Regions from separate parts of the Homo sapiens genome. Here region 1 is linked to region 2. A link is a contact called in ENCODE Hi-C or POLR2A ChIA-PET data. All regions are on one chromosome and are shown on one strand. The core of a region is the stretch at or near the end of the contact, and the rest is flanking DNA. Distances in the headings are between cores, read along the strand shown.

Region 1 (3,822 bases), core at 495-2,994, 230 kb before region 2:
GACTTATTGAACTATGCCAAATTATATTTTAAAATCTAGTTTTAAAATCAGCACTATTCAAGGCAATGCAAAGATTACCAAAAAGAGCTACATGGTACAATATTATTTTCAAGAAGTACAAACTCTATTCTAAAATAGAAAATAATTCACATGCCCTTGATGTAAATGTCAATTTGGGTGTCCCTGAAGTTAAGTGCTCTCAGAGTTCAGAGGACAAACTGTGGTATAGGTAGGGCCTGCCTGGGCCTCAAAGGATGGGTAGGATTTGGAAAGTGATACTGGGCTCCCCCTATACTCTCCCTCCATAAAGAGCAGATTTGTAGTGAATCGTCACGAACTGCATGCTAACATGCAGAGGGGAAGCTCACAATCAGTACTAAGAAATGCTAGGGATTCCCCATCACCTCACTCAGAGAACCAGCTAAGAAACTGAAACTGGAGTCTCCTGAGACCAAGTGTGCAATGTCCATGCAGCTAGAATTGGAAGGTCGGAGGACAGTCAAGGGAGGAATCAGGTCTGGGTTGGACAACACCACTTGGCATCAAGCACAGGCTGCTGAGGAAATCAGAACCAAGGAGCGGCCCTTTATCCCCCTGACAACCTGGCACATCTGCCACGAACTCTCCAGTTCTAGTCTGTTCATAAACTCTTATTCCTCTGGGACCTTCTGTGGGGAGTCTATGCTAGCTAAAGAACCAAGAAAATTCTCATGGATAAAAAAGATTATCCTGAGAAAGAAGCCTAGAGTTTGTAGGGTCTAATCCTATTGCTTTTCGGATGGGCATCCAAGAACCAGAGAGAAGTGACTTGCCCAAGGTCACCTAGAAGTTATAGGAGAGGCAGGACTGAAATACAGACAGGTCTGGCATTAAGCTCATTTTTATTTTTATTTTTATTCTTTTAGACAGAGTCTCACTCTGTCACCCAGGCTGGAGTGTAGTAGCACAATCATAGCTTGCTGCAGCCTCAAACTCCTGGGTTCAAGCAATCCTCCCACCTCAGCCTCCCAAGTAACTAGGACTGTAGGTGCTCACCACCACACCCAGCTAAGTTGTTTATATTTTAGTAGAGACAGGGTCTCACTCTGCTGGCCAGGTTGATCTCAAACTCCTGGCCTCAAATGATCCTCCCTTCTGGGCCTCCCAAAGTACTAGGATTAAAGGTGTGAGCCACCAGCCTAAACTCATTTTTTAAGGTGCATCTGGCACATGGAAAAGGACTCCAGCAGAAAGCTTCTGAAATAGTTCCAAACTGAAGTTGCCCTGACCTTTCTTACCAACACACCTGCCAATGTATAACCTCTTAGAGTCCTTCCACCTAGTTCCAGAGATTGCTGATATCCCTAAAAGTGAATCTGCTCCAAAAGCCGGTGATAAGGGCAACCAAAACCTTTGGGCTGAAGCAAAATTTTGGCAAGAATTTCTCATGCCTTCATTTGGGCAATTGGGAATAATGGAGAATGGCTAAGCAAGGGGCTGGGTGCCAGGGGAAGGTCCCAGACTTCAGTCTCAGAAGGCCAAAGCTTAGGTCCTTCTAGGCTGTCTAATCACCTCACTTTACACTTGAGAACAATGAAGCCTAGAGAGAGCAAGAAACTTACCCAAAACTACACTGGCAGCTGCCAAAGAGCTAGGCTCATGCATTACACCCCAATGGAATGTTTTTTATAAGTTTAGAGAGAATGAAAGCTATTCTACCTGCTTGTCTGTCTTGCTATCAGCCCCGTGCAATCTTCGGTTTCCTTCCCTTGTTTGAAGTCGAGTGCCATGTCAGACTTGCTCTTGACCATAATAACCGTTGACAACAGGGGTATGATCTAACCTTAACTTCTTCTATAACTTAAACTCCTTGGGGACAGTAATCACCTTGTATCAATCAGAGTCAAAGCAAACAAGAGCCACTCTAGGTATTCCAAACAGAAGAAATTTAACATAGAGAACCAGTTATACAGGTGATGGAAGAGCTGAAGCCAAACAAGGGAGGGCAAGGCCACCCAGAGATTAATAACCGCAGGAAGTTGCCACCACCCCTAGAGCTGGAGGGACACAGGGAGAAGGTTATGTTACCAAAACCCAGAAACTGGGGCAGGAGCTGGAACCATGATGGGGGTTACTTATCAAGTGCTGGTACCACAGTGGTAGGGGCTGGCTGATGGACTCTGGAATCAAAGACTTGTAGCTGCTGCTGGGATGCCAATGAAAGCATAGAGAAAAGAAACATTCTAATAATGGAAAAAGATATAACACCCAAAAAGTAGTAGTATGTATATTAGATATGTCATTCAAAAATGCTAGACTAATATCAAACAAAATAGACTTTCAGACAAAATTTGTTTATAAAGACAAAGAAGGACATTTTATAATGATAAATGGGTCAATCCAGGCTGGGTGTGGTGGCTCATGCCTGTAATCTCAGCATTTTTGGAAGCTGAGGCAGGAGGATCATTTGAAGCCAGGAGTTTGAGACCAGCCTGGACAACATAGCAAGACCTCATCTCTACAAAAAAAAAATTGTTTAAATAAATTAGCCAACCATGGTGTCATGCACCTGTAGTCCCAGCTACTCGGGAGGCTGAGGTAGGAGGGCTGCATGAGGCCAGGCGTTTGGGGTTGCAGTAAAGTATGATTGTGCCACTGCACTCCAGCCTGTGTGACAGAACAAGACCCTGTCTCTAAGAAAAAGGATGAAAATTTTTCAAAAAGAGTCAATCCATCAGGAAGACATAACAACTATAAATATATATGCACCTAAATAACAGAGCCTAAAAATATATGAAACAAATATTGACAGAATTGTCAAAGAAATAAGAGAAACACATAAAGCAAGAAATAAGAGAAACACATAATTCAACAATAATAGAAACTTAAATATCCTCCTTTCAATAATAGATACAACAACTAAGCAGTTGATCAACAAGAAAACAGAAGATTTGAACAATGCTATGAACCAACTAGACCTAACGTCTATCTATAAAACACCACCCAACAACAGCAGAATACATATTCTTCTCAGATATACATAGAACATTCTCCAGGATAGGCCATCTGTTAGGACATAAAACAAGTCTCAAAAAATGTAAAAGAATTGAGATCAGACAAAGTCTGTTCTCTGACCACAACCAGTAACAGAAGGAAATTTGAAGAATCCATAAGTATGTGGAAATGAATCAAGGAACTCAAGGGAAATTAGAAAATACTTTGAAATGAATGAAAATGAAAACACAGCATACCAAAACTTATGAGATGCAGCTAAAATAGTGCTTACAGAGAAATTAATAGCTATTAATGCCTGTATTTTTTAAAAGAAGAAAGATACCAAATTAAAAAAAAACTTTTCACTTTAAGAAAAAGAATAGTGAACCAAGCCCAAATCAAGCAGAAGGAAGGAAATAATAAAGATTAGAATGGAAAAAAATGAAATATGGAATTGGAAAAACTAGAGAAAAATTAACAAACCCAAAAGTTGTTATATCAAAAAGATTGATAAGTTTGATAAACATTTAACTAGACTTACCCTAATATCAAAACCACATACAGATATCACAAGAAAAGTACAGACCAATATCTCTCATAAGACACATATAAGATAGATGCACAATTTCTTAACAAAATATTAACATGCCAAATCCAGAAACATTACAAAAAAAATTGTATACCATGACCAAGTGATTTATTCCAGGAATTCAAGGTTGGTTTAATATAAAAAAATCAATTCATATAATACACCATATTTAATAGAATAAAGGGCAAAAACACTCAATTGTCTCAGTGGACACAGGAAAGGCCTCCAACTCCCTCCATGTCCCTCCAAAGGACATTATC
Region 2 (3,825 bases), core at 205-2,704:
ACTCTCTGTGATCCTCCTCCCTCTCCAGTTCTGGGCCAGGAAGAGCTGAGCTGTCCCCATGGGCTAAGAAGAGACAGGGGCTGGAGACCAAGGTCTCAGATCCCAGCTTCTCTCCAGCCCTCTGGAGAAGGTGGCCAAGGCAGTGGAAGGGGTGACTCTGGCAGCCCTGCTCCAACTATCCCCCTAGGGGAGGGGGGTCTTGCTCCAGCACTGGGAGAATGAGAAAAAGGGTCCTAGAGTCATCCTCTCACTCTCTCTTCTTCCAAAGTCAAGGGTGATACCTTCCCTCTTGTGTCTACAGCCACACAGCAGATTCGGCCCTAGAGGAAATGGTCGGGGGCAGGACAATAGGAAAAGCTGGGATAGAAGTGGCTCTGGGAGGGCAGAGGTGGGCTGTCTGTCCATCTCAGGTCTCTCTTCTCCCAGCAAGAGGGGTGGGGTAAGTCCTTTGCCCTTCAACCTTCTCCAATCTGCCAGGGCCCCCCCGAGACCCACTCCACCCCTCCTCCCTGGCAGGCAGGAGGGAGGCAGCAGGTCCAGGAAGGTGGGAGATCCTCCACGGAAGAGCTTCCCCTCCAGCAAAGAGCCCAAAGCCCAGGAGGGGAAGAAACCTGAGCCATCTAACAATAACCCCCTTGCGCCTGCTCCCGCCCACCCAGTGTACACTGCCTCACAGCTGCGCAGGAAAATGCCCAGGTGTACACCCTGGTGCTCCGAGCTCCTGAGTGTGCACAGAGCCCTTCCTCCCAGAGGAGCCTGCACCCAGGCAGGGGGCAACAAGGAGAGAAAGTGACCAGGCTGCCAGGATGCTAGGATTCTCATCAGTGCCCCTCTTAGGAAGGCACAGCCCAGGACCTGGCCCTATCCCCAAGTGAAGTCAGGGTAACAAAAGGACTCGGTGGCGGAGCTGGGAAGGGATGCAGTCCTCATTTCCAGAGCAGCCCCAGACCCACAAAAACAAACTCATTCCCCAGAGAACAAACCGGATTAGGATTAGGGGGAGAGGGATTCTTCTCACCAGAGCAGCTTCTCCCCTCCACTCCTGGGGATGAAAGCCTCAAAGATGACAGCCAAGTGTCTGGGGCCAGGACAACAACCCCATAAGGACCCAGTGCCCCTTGCCAAGATGGAAGGTTAGGATGGCAGACGGGTGTCTGATGAAGTTGCCCCTTTCTGCCACACCCCACTGTCAATACCAAAGACACTGAGTGCTCCCCTGACACCCACTCTAATGACGCAAGAGCAAGGGCTGGGGGCAGCAGCTGTCGCACAGGAAGGGGCTCTCCCTCGGGCTTTGGCAAGTGGGATCTGGCGGGGGGGCCTTCCCCCGGGAGCAGACAAACCCACACAGACAGGACCTTTACCCCACCCTCCAGCCTGCTGTGAAGCTGTTGGATTCCAGGCAAGAAGATATAAACTGGGGGCAAGGGGCTTGGGCTTCATTTCTCCTGGAAGAAGTGAAACAAGAGATGAAGGAATGTTGCTTGAAAGAAGGAACTCTCAAAGTTCCTCAGCCCTAATCTAACACAAATTGCACTTAGGGTTACTGGGGGGAGGGTGCGGCCGGGAGGGTTCAATTGTCCAGCAAGGGCAACACGGGTTAAGTGAAAGGTAGAGACAGGACCTCCACTACACCCCGGGACTCTCACCCCCGAGTAGTAGTGGAAGCCCTACCGCCCACTCCCACCCCCTACAACAGCAGACTGAGAGGCCGGTACGTACAGTGGTTTGAGCCATTCCAAAGCGGAGTCCGGAGCGGGGTGGAGTACGGACCCGGGGCGGGGAGCCCCTTCTCTGGGAGCAAACAGGCCCGGTTCTGGTTATAAAAATCCACCACTAGGAAGGGATTAGGGGTGGGACCCCCCACTTCTACACTCTCGTACATCTTTCCCCTCGAAGGCAAGAGGTCCGAGCTGGGAAGTCCTGCGCGCCGCCCCCGTCACTCAGCCGGCGGCGCCATCCGAGCAGAGCAGCTGGGGGAGAGGAGACGTCCCCTCGCCCCGACTGGTGACCCGGGCAGGGGGCGCCCCCTGCCCTGAAGTCCCCGCGTCTAAGTCCGCCGGCCGCTCCGCCAGTCCCGGTGAAAAGCAGGGAAGTTGTGTGTGCTGGGAGGGGGGGTCCGTCGGCTCTCCCAGGGAAGCCTGGCGGGGCCCGGGAACTCAGCGGCTTCACCTCGAGGGGACTCCCGTCTAGAGTCTCGTGGCGTCCGAGGCAGAGTACAGCGGCTCCCCAAGTCCGCAGGCCGGGGGCGGGATCAGCGCGGGGCTGGGGGTCAACGAGCACTTCCTCCTCCCAGCCGGGGATCCGGGGCTTCTCCAGGGATTCTCCGTGGCGAGGATTCCGGGTGGGGGTGGGGATCCCGCGCGGTTCCGCCCCCGCCAGGCCAGGGGCAGCTGGCGACTCGCTCGGTCTCTGGTGGTACGCGCCACGGCCCCCCCACCCCAGCTCTGCGCGCCCCCTCCCCTCCGGGCACCACCCCCTTTCCACCGCCCCGCCCCGTCCAGGCACCGCCCCTGGCTTAACCCATTCCCGGCGCGTCCGGCTGCAGCGGGAGAAACGCAGGGAACCGAGAGGGAGAGGCGGCATGTGGACAGGCAAGTGGGGGCAGCCTGGGAAGGGGGAGGAGAGGAGAGAAGCAGGAAGGGGGAAAGGCTCCAGATGAGGAGTACACAGAGTACAGAGGGACGCCGAGTACAGGGAGAGGAGGGGGCTGCGAGGGGACAAGGACGGAAGAGGGGCGGGCGTCCTCCCTTGTACCAGTTCCGGCTCCCAGGCTCCCCCAAGGTTTGGTCAGTCCCTGGCCGAGCGAAGCCGTGGTGGAGGAGGTGGTGGGGCGGGGAAGAGGGGGGTGGTCCCGGTGTCCTCCCCTTAACACACACCCCCACCCAGGCCGGGCCTCATTTGCCTAATGCAATGCGGCTGAACTCTCGCTGAACTCGCCTGGCGGCGCCTCACCTCCGAGTGACCCACCCACCGCTGCCCGTGACATCACCCGCTCGCCAGCCCGCCCGCGGGGCTCGCCCGCCAGCCCCCTGCCCGGCCGAACCGGGCCACCTCCCCCGGAGACGCGGAGAGCGGCGGCAGGAGGCGTAGGGCCGGGTCGCGCGGGGCCAAGTGTTTGGCACCCGGGTGTGACATTGTGCAGCTCGGACGCTGTGTCGGAATGAGACACCGGCTTGTGTCATTGTCTGTGACATCATGTGTGACTCCGGCCGCCGGAACCCGACGCGGCAGCGCGGGTGCTGTTGGCACAAACACAGGCAGAGGGGGCCCTCCTCCCCACGCTCTGCGTGCTTCCGGCGAGCAAAGCCCCGCCCAAGGTGTCTCCTAGCTGGGGAACCAGTACCGGCCCCTGGTGCACTGTCCAGCTCTGGAGAGATAAAAGGAAGAGCTGGTGCCTTCCAGTGGACTACTTCATCCTAGAAGCCCTCGGGATGCACGTTTCACTGGAAGAAAGGCCTAGCTTGGGTAGGTCCCTAGAAAGAGGGGATACCCCTGGAGGAGGGGGTATCCTATTACCCCCACTCTCTAAAAGGAAGGATGGAAATGTACATGCTACCCAAGGACATTCTTCTAGAAGAAGCCTGGCTCTTTATATATGTTGTCATTTTATCCTCACAGCAACTCCAAGAGATGTTTTACAAATAAAACAGGTCTCAGCAAGGCTATGTGGGTTGTCCAAGATCACATTACTAATAATAAAGAGTAGAGCAGGTATTTGAACTTCCTGCTGCCAAAGCCCATGTTCTTACCAAGCTAGGCCAATTCAAGGTATTTTTCTGAGCACCTTCTATGTGGACACCCTGGGGAACCTGCCCTTGTAGA

Evidence for each region. Hi-C counts contacts between places; a loop is a spot of excess contacts on that map. ChIA-PET counts read pairs that join two places held with the same protein, here RNA polymerase II (POLR2A). Pooled maps may share reads with other maps.
Region 1: a loop to region 2 is called in a pooled map, with 2.6 times the contacts of the local background. The contact joins the enhancer-like site here to the promoter of RARA-AS1 in region 2. A Hi-C loop is called at or near these places in 37 of 168 maps with a recorded cell type or tissue (A673, B cell, CD4-positive, alpha-beta T cell and 27 more), 22 of 37 single-sample maps with no recorded cell type and 41 of 50 pooled maps. POLR2A ChIA-PET finds 5 or more read pairs at or near these places in 2 of 52 experiments (activated B cell and activated CD4-positive, alpha-beta memory T cell).

The regions. Positions count from the first base shown.
Region 1 is chr17:40,574,418-40,578,239 of GRCh38, reverse strand. No RefSeq gene overlaps it. Among named protein-coding and RNA genes, the nearest start is that of CCR7, 11 kb to the right of the region's middle. Within about 2 kb of position 1,744, at least 3 of the 41 ENCODE cell types and tissues checked have a DNase peak (open chromatin) inside an H3K27ac peak, as active enhancers do; they include B cell, CD4-positive, alpha-beta T cell and CD8-positive, alpha-beta T cell, where a contact is called at or near this core.
Region 2 is chr17:40,340,765-40,344,589 of GRCh38, reverse strand. RARA-AS1 (RARA antisense RNA 1) reads left to right here and starts at 1,454. Exons shown (of 3, transcript NR_110861.1): 1 at 1,454-1,714; 2 at 1,900-2,594; 3 at 2,890-3,723. All of the region lies in intron 2 of RARA (retinoic acid receptor alpha), which reads right to left. RefSeq lists enhancers at 1-361, 1,462-2,011, 2,476-2,525, 2,012-2,562, 2,598-3,176 and a silencer at 2,866-3,095.